Linked DNA regions of Mus musculus: region 2 is linked to region 1. The links are chromatin loops, found by intact Hi-C in ENCODE. Cell type or tissue: left cerebral cortex. All regions are shown on one strand. Each heading gives the region's core, and the rest is flanking DNA. Links, peaks and the distances in the headings are about the cores only.

What was found. Peaks named below come from ENCODE experiments on the same cell type or tissue, not always from the same donor. Only the 100,000 strongest peaks of a DNase experiment are listed, where the experiment ranks them.
Region 2: a loop joins it to region 1, with 4 times the contacts of the local background. A loop is called at or near these places in 11 of 42 quality-filtered maps.

Annotation. Positions count from the first base shown.
Region 1 is chr9:66,278,011-66,289,965 of GRCm38, reverse strand. No RefSeq gene overlaps it. Among named protein-coding and RNA genes, the nearest start is that of Gm39364, 17 kb to the left of the region's middle. In left cerebral cortex, for the core only: CTCF peaks have their summits at 5,948 (motif pointing left) and 7,197 (motif pointing left); a DNase peak (open chromatin) is centred at 5,941.
Region 2 is chr9:66,344,621-66,356,575 of GRCm38, reverse strand. It overlaps Gm30447, which reads left to right and starts at 2,922. Exons shown (of 2, transcript XM_006511600.4): 1 at 2,922-5,955; 2 at 6,058-6,251. The coding sequence starts at 5,505. The coding sequence ends at 6,233. Herc1 (HECT and RLD domain containing E3 ubiquitin protein ligase family member 1) reads right to left here and starts at 6,126. Exons shown (of 78, transcript NM_145617.3): 1 at 5,955-6,126. In left cerebral cortex, for the core only: no CTCF peak of the experiment used is centred there; DNase peaks (open chromatin) are centred at 4,172, 5,445, 6,143 and 8,988; H3K4me3 peaks cover 2,962 bases; H3K27ac peaks cover 1,797 bases.

The sequences.
Region 1 (11,955 bases), core at 2,397-10,396:
ATGGGCACAATACAAATGAAGCATTGAAGACTTCACTGAGTCAAGGCAAGAGGCCCTAAGCAGAAGAGTAAGTCATGCACTGTGAGGAAACCCTATATCAACAACAACAACAGCAACAACAACAACAACAACACACACACACACACACACAATCCCACAAGTAATTTGGCTTTGAACAAACAGTGCCAACATGCCAACTGTAAAACCGGCTGTTCAAATTTGAAGCCTAGAAAAACTTTGACCATCACTCTAGAGACAGACCGACAACCACACGATTGGCTTGCCCTCATGACCCAGCACTTATGCCTGTGTCTCCCACTCCCTGGTATAGCTTCCTCTGAAATCTCCCTGTGTCTGATGTAGTTAAGAAGGGCCCTGCATGACTGCTGTCCCCTCTTCACACTTTGCATAACACCTAGCCACATTCCCTACACAGAACAAGTCACCTGTTGAGGGTTGCCTGGGAGAACAGACATCAATTGCCTTTGGACTTCTTTATTTCAGTTAATTAATTAATCAATCAATTCATTCATTGTTGAGATGGGATCTCACATAGCCCAGGCTGGCTTTGAATCATACAACTAAGACTAGCATGTCGTGGATAGAGGAATAGCAGGCATGTACCAGCATGGATGATTTATGTGGTGCTGAGGTACCAGCATGGATGATTTATGTGGTGCTGAGGTACCAGCATGGATGATTTATGTGGTGCTGAGGATGAGACTGGGGGTTTTGCTTAGCTACTGACTGAGCTACATCCCCAGACTCCCCCCTTCATCCCTTCTCTCCCACCCTACTGCCCCACCCCCCCACCCCAACTCAATGCTGTACTGGATTTGAACCCAGGACCTCATGCATGCTATATATGTGCTCAGCCACTGACCTACACCCCCAGTTCCAAAGTCTGTTTTTAAGAAGACCTTTTCCTTTTAAAATAAAAACTAACATCTTCATTAAAATAAAAACAGTCACTTCTACAGTAAAGCAACCACAGAGGCCTGCTTGGAACTCATGGACAATTTCATGTGGTTGGTTAGTGACATGCTTGGTTCTCTCTCGCCTGCTAGAGTAAACCTCTCAAGGGCCAGGAGGAAGGCCAGCTTGACACTGATCATTCCCAGTGCTTGCTCCCAACAGCTGCCAAGCAATGTTTGTTGAATTTAAATAGAAATGAAGTTCTAGAAGGCTGCTACAGGACCCCCCATCGAATGCTACAAAAGGAAGGCATCTTAAGTTCAAATAGAACGATAGATGCATCAATATACATGAGAGTGTCAGCGGCACACTCAGTTAGTAAAACTCATTAAGAGAACAATTTGGCAATACCTAGTAAGCTAAAGTCATTTGTCCTCAGGAGCCTTAAACTCTACTTGTAGAGGAACTTTCACACTTGGGCAGGATGGTGATGCTTATAAGAAAAAGTGCCCATTGGCAGGGAAGAGGTCAGAATGCTATTACAGACACACACACACACACATAAACTAGAGCCACATGTTTTTTTTTTTTTTAACTCAAAACCATAATATTAAGTGAAAAATTAGAAATCATGAAGCACAAATAAAGGTTAAAAACCTGCAAAATGATACCATGTCATCTTTATGGATATAGAAGCATTTAAGCAAAAGGTATAAAACTATCTATGGTAAACACTAAAGTCATAGAATTGTTCCTGTTAAAAGGGTAAGAAACTGAGGAATAGGCTGTTGTTGGATCCATAAAAGGTCTTAACTAAATCTAAGCTTTTCCTTTTGTTGTGTTTACTTATTAAGATTAACATTTTTATTTACTTTATTTCATGTGTATGGGGTTTTTTGCTTGTATGTATGTATGTATGTATGTATGTATACCGTGAACAAGCCTGGTACCTGAGGAGGTCAGAAAAGGGCATCAGATCCCCTACACCTGGAGGTACAGGTGGCCTTGAGCCGCCATATGGGTATAGAGAATTGAACCTGGGTCTTCTAGAGCAGCAAGTACTCTTAACCACTGAATACTCTACAGCCCCTGATCTTTAAAACAAGGTAATTATGTGTAAATGTGTTTGTTGCTGTATGTCTGAGCATGTAAGTACAGGTGCCTACTGAAGTCAGAGAGACCATGGCTTCCCCAGAGCTGGAGTTACAAGCAGTTGTGAGCCACTCAGCATGAGCTTGGGGAACTGAATTAGGGTCCTTTACAAGAGCAGTATTCATGCCTCTATGAATCTGAAGGAAGTACGATATCCAGGGCTGGGAAGGATGGCTCAGTCTTTAATGTAGTTTGTACGTGAGTCTGAGGACCTGACTCTAGATCCCCAGCACCCCTTAAAAGACTACATGGGGATACTCCTACTGCTTAGAAATCTGAGATAGGAAGGTGTTAGGGGCTTGCTGGCTCACCTGTCCAGTCAAATTGATCAGCTTCAGATGCAGTGAGCTACCACATCTTAAAACAATACAATGAAGGACAAGAGATGAAGTCACCTGACACTGACCTCTGGCTTGCATATATACATGTACACACACACACACACACACACACACACACACACACACACGATATAGAGTCAGGTGTGTTATTACCCACCTCTAATTCCAGAACTCTGGAGGTTGAAGCAAGAGGACTGTGAGTTCCAGGCCAACCTAGGAGAGACTCTATCTCAAGACATAAACAAACAAACCCCCAAAACATTATATCTCTATAATAGAACACTATATGGTTATAACAAAGAATGAGGTTGAAGTTATGGGTCAACAACTACCACCTCACAGTTTTGTTCTCAACTCTCATAAGGAAACCTCTCTTTACAACAGACAAAGAATAATTATAGAAAACCACAACCAATTAAAATGCAGAAGTGTGGAACCCTGTCCCAAGGGATCCATCTATAGCTCAGCTCCTGCACTTACAATCCAGAGACCATTGTGGAAGAGAGGGCAGAAAGACAGTACGAGACAGAGGAACAGGGAGTCTGCTGTGAGATGTGACTCCTAGAAATGTCAGAAGCTTCACTCATGAAGTCTCTTCAACATGGCTATCCCAACATGACCTGAGCAAGGGTGACACTAAAGATCACACTAATGTGGACAGGGAAAGCCTGCAAGGCCCAGGTCTGGACAAAGAACTACAGGCAGCTACGGGATGCAGAGGCCCCGAAGAAGAGTCTTCTCCAGGGAAGAGCACAGTAATTCGTTCTTCAGCACCAAATGGTCAGCCTTAAAAACATACCCAAATGCTGGACAGTGGTGGCGCATGCCTTTAATCCCAGCCTTCCTGGAACAGAGGCACACAGGTCTCTGTGAGTTCAAGGCTAGCCTGGTCTACAGAGTGAGTTCTAAAACAACCAGGGCTACACAGAGAAAACTGGTCTCAGAGAAAACAAACAAACAAACAAACAAATAAATAATAAAAACATACACACACAAGTAATCTTATATGGACTGAGTGGGTCAGATTGTATTTATATATTTAGGAATATTTTAACAAACAAACACACACACACACACACACACACAAAACAACACCAATAATAACAAAGATAAAGAGGCCATAATTTTGAAAAAGTGTGTGTGTGTGTGTGTGTGTGTGTGTGTGTGTGATTGAGAAAGGAGAATGAAAGTGAAGGGGGAAATAATATCATTGTGTTTTAATCCCCAAAAGAATCAGTAGTTTTTTACAAACTGATAAAAATCTCTATATTGTTCCGTGAAAGAAACAAGGCATGACCCAGTGTATATCCTATGTAACAGCATGATCCTACCCCATGGCAAACAGACCTCTGAGATCAGGAGCAAAAGCCTGCAGGTCACTGTGGCTGGGGAACAGTAGCTGTCACGCCTGCATCCCTAGGGCATTAGAAAATGTGCAGCTGCAGTTTGGCATCATCAGATAACAGAGGCTTTGGGCTCTGTTCCCAAAGTCCACTAAAGGCCAAAGTGCTGAGAAGCATCTGGAAAGAATCCACGGTAATTATCACAAACATCGTGCAATTGTAATTTCTGATAAGTCACATGAGCGGCGCCACTTGAAAGCTGATCAGGGACAGAATAATGACTGAAGGTTTCTGACGTTCTGTGCATACAAGAATCAAGAATACCATCTGAAAGCTTACTATCAACACTGACAGTTGACAAGCTGAGAGATCAAATGATACAGATTATAAAACGTCTCTAAAGCCACAATCTGAGATCAACCAATCAAAAAATCAAACAAGGGCTAGCAAGCCACCCAGCAGGTACACACACACACACACACACACACACACACACACACACACACACAAGCACTATGCAAGCCTGATAACCTGAGTTCAGTTTCTAGAGCCAGCAGTGGGAGGAAAGAGCAGACTCCCAAAAAGTGTCCTTTGACACCCATTGTCCCCCACCCTACATTCCATGCCACAGACAGACAGACACACACACACACAATAATAATAATAATAATAAATATAATTTTAAAAATGTAAATCAACCTACATATCAAGTTCAAAGCCAGCCTGGAGTACATGAAACCCTGTCTTAAAAAACAAAACAAATCAATAGAATTTTAAAAGGATTACTGCCAGGCTGGTGAGATGGCTCAGTGGGTAAGAGCACCCGACTGCTCTTCCGAAGGTCCAGAGTTCAAATCCCAGCAACCACATGGTGGCTCACAACCATCTGTAATGAGATCTGACTCCCTCTTCTGGAGTGTCTGAAGACAGCTACAGTTTACTTACATATAATAAAATAAATAAATCTTAAAAAAAAAAGGATTACTGCCGACATAAAGATCTACATAAAACCATCTGTTACTAGTTATCATTTTCACTTGTTTCACCTTTGTTTTTGTTGGAAAACAAAACTGTATGAATTGTTCCTATTTTACTTTAAAATATGTTCACTTTGCAATGTGTACATTTATCATCATATTTGTAGATTACAAAATGAAGTATGGCTAACATCACTAACTTCTCTTCTTTAAATGGCAGGGAGTCTTCTTGAGTGGAAGACTACAGTGGATCTTTTTCTCCCTTGAAGGAAAGAAACACACATGCACATATATGTGAAACACATATGCACATATATGTGTCAGGCAGCACGTATGGAGCAAGGACAACCTGCTGGAGTCAAGCTATCTTCTTCCACCATTTTGGTTTGTTGTTGTTTTTGAGACAGGTCTCACTATATAGCCTTGGCTGGCCTGTAACTCACTTTCCTGAATGCTAGAATTAAAAGCAGGTACCATCATGCCTGGCTGCCTTCCTTGCATCATTTGGATCTTGGAGATAGAACTTGGGTTGTCAGGCTTGTAAGTGAGTGTCTTTTTCCTATGAGCCATTTTAATAGTCCCTCAAAAGCAAGGTTTTTTTAAGCAGCCATCTGTTTTAAAAGAAGGAATATATATATATATATATATATATATATATATATATATATATATATCCATATATATATGTATATGGCTTTATATATACATATTGCTATATAAAATATATATTCATATAAAATCTTGTATGAAGATAGTTATGTATTATGTTTACATGTGTAATATTTAGAAGGATTCATAAATAACTAATAGCAGTAAATATAAGAGTAGATTTTTTCTACATACTTTTTATACAGTGTGTGTGTGTGTGTGTGTGTGTGTGTGTGTGTGTGTGTGTTTGTACTGGAGACTGAAGCCAGAGCTGTGTACATGCAAAGCAGGTACTCTAGCACTAAGCTGCAACCCCAGCTCCTGTTTTATACTTGAAAATTCTTGAACTATATAGATGGCATTTGACTGACTCTGAAAATTAAAACTTTAAAAAAATCTTGGCAGATTTCCACAAAGCCTATGCAAAACATTAAGCCAGACTCTCAAGGGTTTGGCCTGTGGTTGATTGGTTTGCTTGTTTCCCTGGAACCTCTGTTTTAGGAACCAGGTATATCTTACTGGCTTTCAGATCTAGGAACAAAGATCTCAATCAGTCCTTGCAGTGCCACCTGGTGGCCATGACCTCGTAAGGTTCAAGCTTTTCTCTTCAATAATCTTTGGGAGTGCCTATGACCTTGACAGTGGGCAACACAGCACCGTGTAAACTGGCTGAGGTTAGTCTCAGTTGACACACATTGAATGTCCAGGACTGCCTTGTGTGGGTAGAATTCCATACAACTCCTGAAGTTTCATGACCTCTGCCTCCAAGGGGCCCCTCAAAGGCAGCCTACAGTAACAGCACATGGACTTCAAAGTCCAGAACCAAACCCTGGCTCCACTATCTACCAGCCTTGTCTTATTCAGCATAGCTTCCAAGGTCCTCCACTTCCTCATCTGCAAAGGTGGTAGGTAAGTCAGGGAAAGTACACACAAGAGATTAGAACAATGCCTTTGTATAACATGATAAACTCATGTCTTGATAAACATGAGTTCTCTTCCTAGGATTGCCTACTGATAACTTAGCTCTCCCCTGGCACTAGAGAAGGCAGCATGGTTGCTATGCAGGCTCAAGCCTTGGAAATGTTGAGGGAGAAGAAATTTATTTAGTGCCTGTATGTGTGTATTCATGTGGGTGAGCATGAATGTGTATGCATGCATGCACACATACCCATGCACATGTGCACATTATAGCAGGTGTGTGGAGGTTCAAGGGCAACTTTCGAAAGTCATTTCTCTCCTTCCACCATTTGGATCCTGGGCATGAGACTAAAGCTTGGCAGCAGGCACCTTTGCCCACTAATCACCTCACTGCCCTCTCCCCTTGTTTTTCCCAGCTGCTAAGGAAGAAATTAAAAGCTTGGCTATAGGGGAGAAGGAGTTCAAAAGCTGCTGCAGCCTCACAAGGAGCGTCAGGGCATCCCTAGTGCTACCCAGGGGTGCTCCGTCAAGCGAGTCTGCTCCTGGAAAGCAAAGCTCAGTCCCTGTCCCCATCCCCCACTCCCTGAATGAGTGAGAGCCAAATAGATAAGAAATTACAAGGAATAGCCCAGAAGTTGGGGGCACTCAGAAAAACAAATGATGAAGTTGGCCATCTGCCCTTAAAAAGGGATGACTATGCGCCTACTAGTCCCTCATCCCTACCATCAGAGTAGCATCTTCCATTGTAAATCTTTTCAAGGATGCAGAACCTGGGTTAGAAAGATGGCTCAGTGGTTAACAGAGCTGACTGTTTTTCCAGAGGACAAGGGTTCAATCCTTGTAGCTCTCACTACTGTCTGTAAGTCCAGGTGGTCTGATGCCCTCTTCTGGCTTCTGTGGAAACTGCATGCACATGGTGCACACTTATGTGCAGACAAAACAGCAATACACATTGGGGGGTTGAGGTGGGGGGAGATGCAGATGTGTTAGTTTGATTTCTGTTGTTTTTTTTTTTTCACTTTTTAAAAATGAGAACAGTGGGTTTTTTTTTTTAAGGTGTATTTATTTTATTTCTATGGGTACACTGTGGCTGTCTTCAGACACCAAAAGAAGGCACCAAATCCCATTACAGATGGCTATAAGCCACCATGTGGTTGCTGGAAATTGAACTCAGGACCTTTGGAAGAGTAGTCAGTGCTCTTAACTGCTGAGCCATCTCTCCAGTCACCTGTTTGCTTTTGTTTTAAAACAGTAATATAGCTCAGGCTAGCCTAAATTCACAACTCACTATGCAGCAAAAGATAACCTTGAATTCCTGGTCCTCTTGTTTCTGGCTCCAGAGTGCTAGGATTGCAGGCATGCACCAGCGTGTATGGTTTATGCAGTGCTGGGGCCTACGAAAGACCTCAGACTACCAACTTTCCACTGCTGTGACAGAAGGCCTATGATAATCAACAGAAAAAGAAGAAAGGATTATTTGGGCTCACAGTCTGGGAGGTTTAGGTCCATGGCTGCTTGCCTCTGCTGCCTTGGGGGTCTGTGGTGAGACATCATGACAGAAGCTGCTCATATATGACATCTAGAAAGCAAAAAGACAGAAATATTTGGGCATGGTATACACCTGGGTTCCCAGCTCAGGGGAGGCTGAGGCAGGAGGGTTGCAAGTTCAAGGCCAGCCTGGGCTACATAGTGAGCCCTTGTCTCTGAATGCAAACAAAACAAATGCCAACCCCCCTGGAAGCCTTAGTTTCCTAAGCTTTCTCAAGATGGCTGTGAGAACAGAAGGCAATAAAGACCTGGTGTGAGGCAGATGCTTCTAGAATGCAAACCACAGGGTGGGGGCGGGGGGAGTGGAGAGGCACAGGCAGACCGGCAAGAAGGCAGCAGCTGCTGCTGCTCTCTAGCAAGGCTCCTTTGCATTTGGCCGTAGGCAGCTGAAGGGGCCAGACAGGCGGAAAGCGAAGGTGCTTTGCAGCTGGGCAGTGAGGTTTCTTAACCAACCGAGCTTCACAGAATGTTCAGGATGTGGGCCGGCCCCCAGCATGCACTGGGGAAAACCAAAGGACGAGAAACAAGAGGCATGTCACGTCAAGGGCCTTGCTCATCACATATCACATGTCACCAGAGTGGTTGGCAGAGGCAGCAAACAACACCATGGGAACTCCATCTCCTTCTTCCATTTGCTCCATCCAGCCTACTCACTGATGAATTTATGTTTTACGCTAGTCCATAAAGCACAGTTGTTAGGACAGAAGCCACTTTCTGAGTGCAGTACACTAAGTGCCGCCATGCTTTAGCTAATCCAACCGAATAGTCATAGGAGCCCTGCGGGGAAGATATTGGCATGCCCCCGTTTTACAAATGGGAAAGCTGAGGCCCAATACCTTGGTAAATAAATAAATAAATAATCACCCAGCTAAGAAGATGTCAGAAATGTCATTCAAACTCTGAGACCTAACCTGACTCTCAGGCCAGGGTTTTCAGATCAGTACCGTGGACCTAGGCTAGAAGACATTTTCATATTTTCTTTTTTCTTTTTTTTTTCCCCCTTGAAACCGGTCTATGTAGCCCTTGCCAGAACATACTATCTAGACCAGGCTGATCTTGAACTCACAGAGATCCACCTGCCTCTGCCTCCTAAGTACTGACATTAAAGACACATGCCAGCACATCCTGCTGGGAGACACTTTCTAGGGAAAAGAGGTAAGTACCTACAGGCTTTGGAGGAGCAGGAAAGCCCACCTCCTGGGCCAGTGTCCAGTGAGGAGGGGGTAAGAGACATTGCCTACCATCACCCAGCAGTGGGCATGGAGAGAGGCACTACACCCCTCCATCAGTGCCCTTCTCTCAGTAGAGACCTCAGCTGCCTCCTAGCAGTTTGGGGGAAAACCAATTGTGCCCTAGGCTCTAAGGCACTAAGCCTTAGGTATAGACAATCACAATTTATCCTGGTCCCCCCACCCCCCTCGATCTAGGGATGTGCATGCAGACCAAGAAAGGCTTTGCTGTGGTTTCAGAATGTCTGTGCTCACTTCCTGTAAAGACATATGCAAATTACTTTTCTCATTGCTGAGACCTAACACCTGGTCAGAAGCAACTTAAAGCTAGGAGGCATGGTGGCTCACACCTCTGTGAGTCTGGGAGCAGCTTGGTCTATATTGTGAATTAATTCCAGACCTGCCTGCCAGGGCTACCTAGTGAGACCCTGTCTCAAAAGAAAAAAAAGAAAAAGGAAGGAGAAGAAATAGAAGAAGGTCTATTTTGACTTACAGTTGGGATACAGTGCATCGTGGCAAAGGCATACAAGCAGGAGTGTGAAGTGGCTGGCCACACTGTGTCTGCTGTGTGGAAGCAGAGGCAGACAGATGCTGGGGTTCAACTAGATCTCTGTTTGTTATGTAGTCCAGAACCCTAGCCCCATGAATAGCATCCACAGCTGCAGTGGGATTCTCCAGCTTAGTTAACCTAAACTAGAATCTCCCTCACTGACACGCCCAGATATTTGTCTGGAGGGGATTCTGGATCCTGTCAACTTGGCAACTTCAACTCTCGAAGTATCTTTCTGCCTGATGCTCTCAGTTGAGTAAACATTGTAAAGTAGTTTTGCCTCCCCCTGGACAAGTATTAGGATAAAGGACAAAAAAGCCTGGTCTGTTTAAAATACTCAACCTGTTGGAAAGGTGAGAGGTGTGGCCCTGCCCTTCCCCCACAGAGGCCTGGGCTGAAGTACCAAGAACCCTGTGGAGACATCATAGCTACTCCTGGCCCAGAGGAGCCACCCAGGCATCAGGCCAGTGCCCTGGGTATTTTCAGCTTCCAGCAGCATCAGCAAGGTCTGAGAGCCATGAGCCTTATTGTATTTCAGGTGACCTAGGCACCTGGCCAGCAGCACAGCCAGGGAGTGCTGTCTTTATGCCCTTGTCTGGGCCTTTCTTCTTTCCTGCCAATCTGCATAACCAGGCCATGGGAAGGGCTGCAGAAGGAGCATCTGCTAAGCTCAACAGGCACCAGAAATGGGTGAAAAGAGAGACAGGCAACTTCAGATGCCACTAAAATGCTTGAGAATCAACTTGGGACTCTCCAAGAACTCCATCCTTCACTTGGTCCTCCACAAACACCCTAACAAATGCTTCTTTCTAAACAGCATGCCATGGGGTAAGGTGACCAGAAGTCCAGTCCTGTACTGGACATCCCTAGATTTGCCACTGTTGAGAACAGTTCTTCTCTGAGGAATATAAACATCTCTTCCCACTTCATAAGTCCCCAAAGGCAATCACGGCACAGTTCCAACCACATTCACTCTGGTGAACAAATGAGTTTATTGGGCTTTCTCACAGAGCACAGCTGAGGCTTACTGGCAGAATAGTGGCTGATCTTGAAGCAGGGACACTGCCAAGTCTTTGCCAAGCTTAGGTGATGACTTTCCAGAGTCACCTCGACGGGACGTCTTTCAGTCTTCCTCAGCTTATATACCATCGGGAACTTCATGCCTCATGCAATTAAGGTAGAATTGCATACAGCCAGCTGGGAGGTGTGGATGGTATCAGGGAAGGTCTTCTTCTGTGAGGTTACATCAACAGTCAGCAAGCCTGATCCTGGGGGCCAGGGAATACTCACCTTTTCTCAGGTGCAGTGGATCCAGTGACGTTGACCATGGTTTTGCCTGGAGCTCCATCTTCGTCTTCTGGAACTCTGTCCCATGAAACTGCCCAGGTTCAGGCAAACTTAGGCAGTTGTTCTCTCTATTTGAGAGCTTTGCAGGTATCTCCCACTGGTCCTTACATCCATCCTCCATGTCCGATTCTTTCTTTGACTGGAGTCAAAAAGACTGGCAACTGAGGCCCATCTGTCTTGTCCTCGTCTGGGTAGCTAATAGGTGAAGTAGCAGAGGAACCCTAACATGTCTGGTTCCTTGTGCTCTCTCCCTAGGTCAGGTCCTTGCCTAACCCATTTAGCTTATCCCAATAGTCTGAATTGTCTCCTCCACAGGCTGCCCCACCCAATCCAATGTGTGCCGGTACTTGTGTGGTCGGGAGATCAGCCTTCGGGGGTCATTTCTCAGAAGCCTTTCTCTTTGGTTTTTTGAGACTGGGTCTCTCACTGGGACCTGGGGCTTACCAATTAGGCTAAGCTGGTTGGTCAGTGAGCCCCATGGATCTTTGTGTTTCTGCCTTCCCAGTGCCCGGATTAATGCATACATATATTGCCTTATCTGTCTTAGAAGTTGAACTTGGGTTCTCATACTTATAAGGCAAGCACTTTGCCAACTGAGCCATCTCTCTAGCCTCTAGGAGTAGTTTTTCTAAAGTATCATAGCAGAATCTCTTAAGCAACTTGTTTAGCACCCCCAGAGCTTCTAATACAGGAAAGGTGGAGTGGGCTAGAAAATGTGTACTTCTGACGAGTTTCCAGTTGCTGGCCAGAGACCACACTAAGAGGTGCTGATCTAAACCACAGCCCTAAAGAAGAGTCACCTCCCCATCACCCAGGAGGCTCAAGCCTACATTCGAAGCCATCATCTTCACAGTGCTTTCTTCCTGAGCATACTCCACCAGACCACCCCACCTCCTCAGGAGGTATAAGTTCTTCCTACCTCCGAGTCTCTGCTCAGGTGGGTCCTGTACTGCAGACTCTGTAGACCCATTGCAAACACAAGGCATC
Region 2 (11,955 bases), core at 1,750-9,749, 67 kb before region 1:
AAATAGTACAATATTGTAAATATGCTTTTAAATAATAATAATAAACTGTTAACAGTCAAGTTCTGTAACCCTGCACTTAGAAGGGACCAGGAGAACCTCAAGTTTGAGGCAGAGGAGACCTGCCTGAAAATAAAGTAAACAAGCAAACAAACCTGGTTTGTAAACTTTAAAGGGAGAGTTTTGATAAGGCAAAGTGACATAGGCCTGTAGTTCCAGCTACTCAGGAGAATAAAAGCAGTTGAGTCACTTGAGGCCTGGAATCTGAGGTCAGTCTGAGCAACAGATTAAGAGTCTGTCTCAAAAATTACATAAGTAAATAAATAAAAGGGTGAGTTTTATGCTATGTGGTTTGTGTCAATTAAAAAATTATTTGAGAAAAAATAATACAAAATGTAGGGGCTGGTGAGATGGCTCACAAAGTAAAGGTGCGTATCACTAAGCCTAATGACCTAAGTTTGATCCCTGAGACACAAATCATGTAAGCAAAAATAAATTCCAAATTGTCCTCTGACCTCCAATGGTCATATTTGTACCATGGGCTGCAAACAGAGGTTTAATGTTTTTAAATGCATGTAATCTGTTCATTTTGGTGAAATAATTGAGGAAGAGATAAATCTGAAACTAAATTTAAATTCTGGATTCCTTAATGAACATGGAAAAGAGGTACAAACAAAGATAGAGACAGAGGAATGTGACAGTAGGATAGAGGGACACATGTGAGTAATCATTTTACATAGTAAAGTCAAATAGCAGTGGCATTCAGTAACTGTACTGTTCCACAAACCCAAACTAACAATAATGCCACATATGATGATACAAGCCTATAATCCAAACATTAGAAGGTTGAAGCAGAAGAATACCAAGTTTGAGCCCAGTGTGAGATTATTTGGGAGATCCTATCTGAAGTCACCATCATCATCATCCATAACAATAATTAGTTAACATCAACCAGGACTGAGAGCAATCAAAAGAGAATACAAAGAAGCAACAAAGGAACTGAACTACACTGCACTAAAGTAACACAGTCACACTAAATAGAACAGAGAATAAAACAACTAACCTAAATAGCTAAAGATAAAAACTGCACACAGATAACCTTGTGAATACTTTTCATAAGCAAATAACTATCTGTTGGATACTCCAAAAGTTAGCAAATATGTTATGATACTGAGATCTAGACTTCTGTCACAGAAAGAAAATACAAATAAGGAGTAACAGAAGGTCAGAGCAACCTTGTAGTGTTGGAGGAAAAGGTACTGATATAAACTCATGGTCATCATACAAAGAGAAATAAATATAGTTATCCTTCAGTAACTTCAGGGGATAGGTTCCAGAGTTCCCCACTCCTGGCAGATAACAAAATCTATTGTTCTCTGGTCCCTTATAGTCTGATTCTTAAACTGTGGGAAGTGATCCGATCATTTAACTAAATTCAAGGGTGGCCAAAAATCTAGCTACACTAACAGGTTTCTGGACACAAGAAGGAATCCAAAGTGTCTCTGGCAGCACTTGCCCATGCTGCACCCTGTGACTCCACTGAAGCTAAAATGTGTATGCGTTGTACTATGCATGCCATGGCACTGTGCAATGCCAAGAAGCAATGCTGGAATTACCATGGCTCAGACTGAGAATATTGTAAATTACGGATTGCAGTATTTTTACCATGCAAAAAAAATGTTGTGCTTTTATAGAAATAATTTTAATTACAGAAAACAAAGCTTCTAATATTTTTATTATCAATCCTTAGCATACAAGCATCCAAGTAATATCTCTGAATCTCTTTATGTTAGAACATTTGATTTTTAAAGTTGGCTTGACTTTCACATAAAAAGTCATTAAATATTTTTGTATCAAAATTAGGACAGAATTTTCCACAATTACTAAAATGGCTCTAAATATACTCCTGAAATTTTGTACTATGAATTTATGAGAAGCAGCACTCTCAATGCCGTTGATTATAAAACCAAAATATCGATCAACTCTTTTTAAAAAATGCTGGAAGATGTTCTATGTCTTGTAGTATCAAATGCTCAGCAAGAGTTAATTTCTTTTATAAAAATAAGTAAACAAACCCACTTCTCAGTATTCAAATTTGTTTTCATCTTTAGTAAATCCATATGCATATAAAAACAGCTATTTTAAAATAAGTTATGCTTATCAGTAAATGTCTCATTTGTATACTTACTTTATATAACTACTTATTTAGGGTCACCTAAAAACTTGACAAAAGGAAATCATGAGTAAAAAGGGTTAAAAATCCTGCATTGTATTAGCTTATAACCTACCCATAATATAACAGATGTTTAATATTTAGTAGACTGTAAACAATTATTTAACTCAAGCCAAGCGTGGTGGCTCACGCCTTTAATCCCAGCACTTGGGGGGCAGAGGCAGGCAGATTTCTGAGTTCGAGGCCAGCCTGGTCTAAGAGTGAGTTCCAAGACAGCCAGGGCTACACAGAGAAACTCTGTCTGGAAAACAAAACAAAACAAACCAGGTGAGGTGGTCAGTAGCTAATGGTGCCTCTCATCAAGGCTTTCAATCTGAGTTGGGTCCCCAAGATCCACATGGTGGAAGAAGAGAATCAACTCCTACAAGTTGGCCTTTAATCAACACACACACACACACACACACACACACACACACACACACTGTGGCCAAAACTGAAACAATGTGAACAACATAATGCTATTATATTGGACAACAGTCTGTAGAATCAAATGAATATGCACACTACCATACTGATATAAATAACTAAATTAACAAATGTCCTTTGACAGATGAAGTCCAATTCATACATATCAGAATAAGGGAACTACAAATACCATAACCGTATATTTTACAATACAAACAAGGGGAGAAAGTTTGAGCAAAACAGTCTATAGTTTTGAAGAACCTCCTACAAGATATAAATATATCAAAGAGAATACAAAGGGACAAAGAGTACCCTCTCCTAGACTATCCCAATAGAAGCCACCAGAACAAATGATCAAGGTTAAAATATCATTAGTAACCAGGCACATCAATAACATGGGCCCCCTAGTAAAATGCATTGATACAGAGTGTTATAATCAAAACACACAAAACTTCAAATCTAATCATGAAGAAAAAAATCAAATGAGCCAAAAATGAGAGTATTTTTACAAAAAATAAAAATAAACAAACAATATTCAGAAAGTTACGAGAAACCTAGAAATTGGTCAGGATTAATGACTCTGACCCAGAGACAGTCAGATCTCTATGAGTTCAAGACCAGCCTGATCTACAAAGTAAGACCCCCATCTCAAAAAAACCAAACAAACAAAACAAGCCAGTATGGTATCACATGCCTGTATCCTCAGTATTCTCAGTACTTGGAGTAGCAGGAGGATCAGGAGCTCATGGCCAGTCTCAACTAGAGTCAAAATCAGCCTAAGATGCACAAGCTCCTGTATCAAAAAGAAAAAATAAAAATAAACCTAGCCATCATCTGATTCAGCATCACATTTATTTGCTGGTAGATCTCCTCTGGAATTTAATATTCCCATTAATTTTTAAGGGCCAGTAGAAAAAAATAAAGTCATCAGAAAGTACCTATTAGGTACCTATTTTGTGCTCCTTTTAGTTTAAAAGAAAAAAATACTAGCTGAAGTGGCTTTGCTGACTTTACAATCTCCTTTTTAAATGACTCAGCCAATATTCTCTGTTCAAGATCTTGATAATATTTAGAAGGTATCCCTAGCAACCTGTTTTGTGGGTATACTAAGACAAAGTTTTATATATGATGAAAAATAATTGTTTGTTGTTTTTATGGTTGATTACCTACAAAATTTCAAGGGCTTGTTCACGTGCTTTGATCTCTCTCACATAGCCAAGACGCCTGAAAATCTTGATCATTCTGCCTCCACCTAAAGCTCGAGTTTGGTTTCACAAGTGTGCTTTTTACCTAACACAATTTTCCCTTATCACAAATACAGCATCAACATTATCACTTACAGTCTAAGAGTCCACTTTAAAATCAGCTGCCCACTGAACCCAGGCATTTTGCTCACAACACCAAGACTTTTCACCATGTATTACATGCGTCTTCTACTAACCAATCCAACACCAAAAACAGCACGTCCTCCTCTAACGTGTTATCCATTTCAATGCGTTATCCATTTAAATAAAATATTTTCACATGTTTACATTAATGAGACGACTATGTGATGCATTTGCTTCTCCTCCATATACCACCAGCACGACTGCACAGAGAAAATACATAACCAGCAAATCAATGCATCCATGTTGAAAGGAACTGGCAAGACCAGAAATTTAAGAAGCAAAGTGATAAGAACCTTAGGGAAAGCAAAATTCATACAAGTTGCTGATTCCAAGAGGCCTTAAAAGGCCATCCATTTCAATGACAACTGATAATCTATCCTCCTTTTGAAAGATGCCAGGCTTCCAACCTGCCATACAATCCGGTCATGTGATTTGGGAAAAATATAATTGACTGTTCTTTGTCCTACATTATGCTGTTTTTTTTTCTCAAACTACATGACAAAATATTTTAACCTATTTCTAAAATATACAGATTTACAAGTGCAGAGGACAAGCATGCATTGACACGTGCATTTATGCATAATACGAGCACTCGGGACATTCACTTTTGCTTGTATAAACACACAGGTATGTAAACATATAATCAAAGGCACATCACCATCAATTTTTTAAAAACTTTGAAGCTTACTTTCTCCTCATCGCAATTAATTTTTCTTTTCTTTATATAAACACCGGCCCGATTTAGAGGACTCATCACACAAAAAAAGAAAAACTATAAAAATAACTCAGATATTATATCCAAAAAGAACAATGTTAAGGTTTGACTTTTAAAGCTATTTGAGCAACAATCATTTTGAAAGAAGACACAATGAAATATGGTGACGGCTGGGAACAGCCAATGATAATGAACAAGTAACCCGGCTTAATCAAGTGGGCCAAAGGAATGGTTCAAATAAAACAAATCATTTTGGGAACATACATAAAATAAGGAAGTACCATTCAAGGACAAGCTAGGTACTCTTAAAAAACAAAAGAGTCTGTTAGAAATATATCAAAATATTAACAGTGAAATGCTATCTCTGGAGATGGGTTATTAATTCGTTGGAATTTATCACTCTTGATTACCTATACACCTTCAAGGTATTACACACATTTTTAAAACTAACGCAAATGGAGATTTTTGTCCCTGTGCTTCACAGCTACCATACACATGCATGCATAGTACATACATACATACATACATACATACATCGCGTCTTTACATAACCTCCTGGGAGAGGTAGGTACCAAGCTTCTGTCCTCGTGTCTCCTGGGAACCTGCCACCCATCACTGTTCCCAGGGTTAGCTCCTGTCATCACCACCATCCACCTCTCACCCTGGAGACTACACAACTGTCGCCTCGTCTCCGCTCCAGGTAGCAAGGGCTTTAGAAATTGTTATTTTATCCGAAGAGAGATTCAGAGAAAGGTTTACCGAAAGGATGAGCAGCCCCCACCCAAAAGCGCAGACGAGGAGAAAGACGCACGGTCTCAACCTCCACCCCTCCGAAGTCGGCCGGCGACAGGGAGCACCGGAGTCGCGACTCTCCTCAAGAGGAAGAGATGGGAGAGCCGCTCCCCAGTCCCAGTCCCAGCTAAGAGAGACGCGCTCGATAGCGGATAAAGGGGAGAAGGTCACAGACGCGACCCCTGAGGCGCTGAGGGGCGCAGACTGCAAGCTTATTCAGGGGCGGGTCCCTCCCTCCGGCAGGTGGCTCGGCTTCCAACAGGCTTCCAGGGGGCCAGGGGTTCCTCGGGCCTCCGCCCGCCGTCCACCCGGAGCCAGCAGTCCCGCTCGGCGGGCGGCCCCGGAACGGCCCCGAGCGGCTCGGCCGGGCCAGCCGATCACACACTCGGGAGGTCACGATGGCGAAAGAGAACGTGTTACCTACCGTACGTGGGTCGGGAGCTGGCGGCGATGGGGTGCGGCTCCAGCACCCGGCACCCGGCTGGCCAGCGGCCGCGCTAGCCGCGTCCTTTATATTTTTGCTGCAGCGGCGGCGACTTGTCAAAGGGAAAGACGTAAGAGGCGGCGGCGGCAGCGGCGGCAGCGACGGCGGCAGCGGCAGCGGCAGGCGAGTCTCGCGGGACTTATGAGGGAACTCTCGCGAGATCAGAAGCGCTGGTCCTGCCTCCTCCGGGCCTCGCGCGGGAGGTGGGAGGCAACCTGAGAGGAAAAGGGAGAGAAGATGCCGGCTTAGGCAGTGATGGGAAAGCGATGAGTACATCGCCGGCCGGGAGACCCTTCCTGTGAGGGTACTGGGGACACTCTACCGCCCCATGTCTCTTAACCGCTGGGTCCTCGCGGAGTCACGTGTGCCCGTAGGGAACTATCAATTGGGGGCATTTCACAAAGGGCGCTGAAGGATCAGGCGAGCGTGGATGTGTTCAGGATGAGTACGGGACAGTCTGCAAGAGGATCGGGGTCCGAATGCTGCCGAGGCCTCGGGGCTGCCGAGGACCGAGAGAAAAAGCTGCGGCCGGCCACACCCCTTTATCTCGGCTGCTTGCCGGGCGCTCTACTCCCTTTATCTCCCATCACAGTCTGCCCTTAACCTTGTGGCTGGTTAAGTTTACGCCCAAGCAAGTGTTTAAGTTGACCAACTTCTGCCCTGTCTGAGGAACACGGGAGGATTGACCTTTAGTACAGGTCTTGACCCTGACCTATACAGTGATGCACTCTGAGGAAGAACACTAACTTGGTCATCTAGCCCAACGTCTAGCATAGATGTAGGCGCTCAAATGTTGAATTGATATTGTTGAATGCCTCTGTACTTAAGGACTCCCAATCTCACCACTGTAGCCACCTTCAGCAAAAGGTTTTTCTGGAGAGAGAGCGGTTAAGAGGGCTATCTCTTACAGAGTGACTTGGCTTCACTTCACTTCAGGATGTCCAAAACCACTTGTAACTTCAACACTCACTTCTGAACGCTACAAGAACCTGCACTCGCGTTAACATACCCACACATACACATGAATTTGTTTTTGTTTTCAAGACAGGGTTTCTCTGCATCGCCCTGGCTGTCCTGGAACTCTCTGAAGACCAGGCTTTTTCCTGATTCTGCTCCAGAGTGCTGGGACTAAAGGCTTTTGGGGAAGGGGGGACGTTATAAATAAAATCTTTTTAAAAAATTCTTGTGCTAAAGACATAAACATACATGGTATAAGCAGCTGGGTGGGGTGGCAATCTCTGTGAGCTTGAGGCCAGTTTGGTCCACATACTGAGTTCCTCCCCTTTGGTTCAATTGGAAATGTGTATCATACAAATTTAGCCTAAGACAAAAGCTACTCTCAGCTTTGTGTGTGACTTGGAATGGCTTGCTTGGCTTCCCTGGACCTCAGTTCCTAATCTGTTCATTTAGAATATTAGTTATTATGACAGGGTTCCTCCTTAGAGGAGTATAGATAATGAGATAATCACTAAATAGAACTTCTAATGGTGCATATAAACTTCTATGTATAAGATGTGTGTTCTAGTCTAGGTATGAGAGGCAGATTAGCATGGAGTGATGACATTGTTGCTAGTGCTTTTTATGGTCTCAGGTGTTTGGTTTTGGTCCTGGGGAGAAGGGACTGAGGTGCATATTTTTCATATCAAAGCAGACCTGGCCTCCTGATTCTCCCTGCATCCCTCAGTTCCGACCTGTCATACCCTGCCCCCAAATGTGAGCTTTGCAGCCCAGGGGCTGGGTTGCCCTTCCCCCAGAGGCTTCTCCCTATAGAATCCAGACATTTTGCGTGCTCTCTCTCTCTCTCCCTCCCTCCCTCTCTCTCTCCTCTCTCTCTCTCCCTCTTTTCCCTCTCTCTCTCTCCTCTCCCATTCTCCCACTCTCTCCCTCTCCCACTCACTGCCTTGCAGACCTGAGTTCTGTTCCCAGCACCTATATCAGGAGGCTCCCAACTGCCTGGAACTCCAGCTCCAGAGAGATCTGACACCTCTGGCCTTAGCAAGCAGCTACATTCACATGTGCATACCCCCATACAGATATGCACATATACACATAGATATCATTTAAAAATAATAAATCTTTTTTTAAAAAAAAGACATTTCCTCTCTTGCCCTCTATTTAGCTTCCTCCCTAGGAGATATATGCAAAGAACTAAATATAATTGAGTCCAACAGCACTCAACTACTTTTTAAATTTTCACTTATTATTTTTATCTTTTGTGTAAAGTGTTTTGCCTGTATACATGCCTGTGTGCCACCTGCATGCAGTGTCCACAACAGCCAAAAGATGGGACTAGACCCCTGGGAACTGACATTACCCACCACTGTATGGGCCACAACGTAGGTGCTGGGAATCAAACCTGGGTCCTCTAAAAGAACTGTCAGTACTTTAACAGCTGAGCAATTTCTCCACCCCACATACAATTACAAATCAATGTCAGCAAGGAAACTCTACTTTCCACCATGACTTTGGCCATACCACTTTTTCCAAACTCAAGTACTCAAATCAGCACTTTTTTAAAGCCTCATCAACATCAGCCTCCCACCTCTACCACCTCAGATCTCCCCTAGAAAAATGGAAATGTGTTCTCAAGGCCAAGGGCTCACTATCATAATGGATCCTTGTCCTGATAGCTCTCTGAGCTGTGCACCATGGCCACAACAGAGAGGCAACTCTCCCTGCTTGCATATGCCACCATTGGCCTCCCAAGGCACGTTCTGTACTCGTGCACCACAGTCAGGGACTGGAAAGTCAGAAAAATGTGTCATTTTCATCTCGCATCTGCCTATAAGCTATGCTTAGCTCTAAAACGAAAGCTATAGCTAAGTTGGAAGCGAAATCAGAAGAGTAAAAATATGGAGGAAAAGGGAAAGGCTAAAAGGATTCAGAGAATGTATTGAACCATGACTCTGAAAACAGAAACTTGCCAACTCAGGAGTCTACAGATAAGAGTCCTGCTGTCACAGGAAATCGCAACCTGCCTTCCCCTTTTCTGCCTGTGAGTAAATGGACTTACTCCTTACCCAAGAGTATGAGAGTCAAAAAGCCAGGCATGGTGGTGCACACTGGAAATTGCAACACTCGAGAGGCAGAGGCAGGCATATTTCTATGCATTCAAGGCCAGCTTGGTCTACATAGAGAACCCCAGGCCAGCAAAAGGGACAGTAAGACTCTGTCAAAAAAAAAAAAAAAAAAGTCAAAGAATGTAGGAAATTATCTGAGACATTTTCATTTATTCACTTAGCACATCTCCACTGAGGAACTATTTTTGGTCACACATTGTATGAGGCTCTAAACAGACTGTTGACAAGCTTTAACACCTACCCTCAAGGAGGTTCTGGTCCAATGGAGGAAATGGAAGAAGAGAATAGATCATTACAATACCCAGCAGGGTACTGAACAAATAAGAAAGGTGTAGGGGAGGAAGTCAGGGAGAGAAAAGCAAAGAGAGCTCAAAGGCTGGTGAAGGATGATCTGTAAGTCAGCTCCAGAATGACTTCAGCAAACTGCTCTGTTGTGGGTTGTGGATTCTGCTTTGTTCTAATAAAATGCACAGCTCTTAAGCCATTAGAAAAGGGTCTTTGATGTGGAGTCATTTTATACACCTATTAGCTTTGAAGAAAGATAGGATTAATGGAGGAAAAAAATCATAATTAAAAACATTTTGTTCTTACAGCTTGTATTTTTGTTTTGTTTGTTTTGGGTTTTTTTTTTTTTGTTTGTTTGTTTTTTGTTGTTGTGGGTTTTTTTTGTTTTGGTTTTGGTTTTGGTTTTTGGTTTTTCGAGACAGGGTTTCTCTGTGTAGCCCTGGCTGTCTTGGAACTCACTCTGTAGACCAGGCTGACTTCGAACTCAGAAATTCACCTGCCTTTGCCTCCCAAGTGCTGGGATTAAAGGCATGTGCCACCACTGCCTATGGCTTGTATTTAAACACGTAAAGAGAGAACACATTCCACTTCACAGGCTTGGTCCCTTAGGCCAGTCTTCCTAATCCAGGTAATCCAACAGAGAGCCCAAGAGACATTTCCAAAACATGGTAACAATACCTACGTTGTTTAGCTTATGGCTTGTTTATACTTATTTATAGATGTCTTTGGTTCTTGGTTTGGTTTTTTGGTTTTTTGTTTGTTTTTGGAAAGATTTGGTTGTGTATCTTAGATTGGCCTCAAACTTGGAATCCCCCTGCCTCAGATTGCCAGGTGCTGGGGATTACAGTTAAATGCAACCATAACCATATCCAGCTGTTGTGTTGTGTTGTTTGTGGTATCTGTGGTCTAACTCAGAATTCTTGCCTCTACTCAGCAAGGTGATGGGGGAGGAAACCTAATAGGTTTGCCTTATTTTGTTGATTTACTTATTTTCACAGTGCTGGGGATGGTTCCAGGGTCTTATGAACATAAAGCAAGCACTCTGCAACTGAGCTACATCCCCAACCCAAGATAGCTGTTAACACTTTGTTTGTAATCATAGTTCCACAAAAAAAGGGGAAAAAACTCTAAAAATAATTATTGCAACTATCAAACATGTATTATTAGTCATACGTTATGCTAGAAATGTAGGGGTTCAATTCATGTACATGGGGGGAAAAAAAGCTAAACAAACAGTCAAGAATGGAGTCTATCCCTCTATGTGCATCAGAAGTTTTCACTAAAGAGACAGAGTCAGAGGCAGGAGCATCTGCTGCAGGTTTGAGGCCAGGCTGATCTACATCATTTCAGGCTAGTCAGGGCTATAGCAAGATCCTATCTTTAAAAAGACAAGAAAGAAAAAAAGAAAGAAAGAAAGAAAGAAAGAAAGAAAGAAAGAAAGAAAGAAAGAAAGAAAGAAAGAAAGAAAGAAAGAAAGAAAGAGAAGAGCTGAACTGCAAGGGTAGGTGCCCAACTGAAACATGTTGATACTACCGTAATGCCCCTCCAGGGAAAACGGATGTTGGCAAGGGCAGGATATTTATTGTACCTTAATATTTATAGACCTTTAATAGCTAACTTAGTAGGTTCTTTTCAAGGTGCCCATCACTATGTTCTCTTGGGATAAGTAAAATTTGGAATCGACTAATTCTACAGGCCACTTAAAATTAATTTTAAAAAGGCAGAGTGTAGCAGAGCATGCCCGGATCTCAGCACTTGCAACCGGAAGGGGGGGGGAGGGGGAGGATCATCCTCAGCTGCATATCAAGGGCAAGACCATGTCAATTTGGTATGTATGCTTGAGAGCCAAAGACCTGCATGGAAAATAGCCATCATGACAAAGCAACACAATACAAACTGAAAGACGGTGAAGGGTGAATAATATTCGCAGAACATAGAAAGGAGATTTACTGAATACAGAATTCTCTCTAGGTGCTAGAGTTAGAGAAGAGAGCTAACAACTAAATATAAAATTTACACATTCTCATAATAACTCATTCTCAAAAAAAATCTCCAAGCAAAAAAGTTTCCTAGAATTTTTGTTAACTACAACTACATATGAGAACACACTCATTACCTCTCTCTCTCTCTCTCTGTCTCTCTCTCTCTCTCTCTCTCTCTTTTCACTAACAGGTAATTGATCTGCCAAAGAGGTTTGAAAGGAAGTAGAGATACAAAAATAGGACCCAAGATTGGCAAGTACTTCTTTTAGAAATAAAATTCCTTCTGCCTCATGGGTTCCTACTTAACTCTGCATCCTCAGCAAAATATCACTTGTGTCAGGACATAAACAGTATTAGAAACTTCCTTTACAGGCTGGAGAGATGGCTCAGTGGTTATGAGCGCTGACTGCTCTTCCAGAAGTCCTGAGTTCAATTCCCAGCAACCACATGGTGGCTCACAACCATCTATAGTGGGATCTGACTCCCTTCTGACCTGTCTGAAGACAGCTACAGTGTACTCATATACATTTAAAAAATATATTAATTCTTTTTAAAAAAAGAAAGAAAGAAAGAAAGAAACTTCCTTACAAGTCA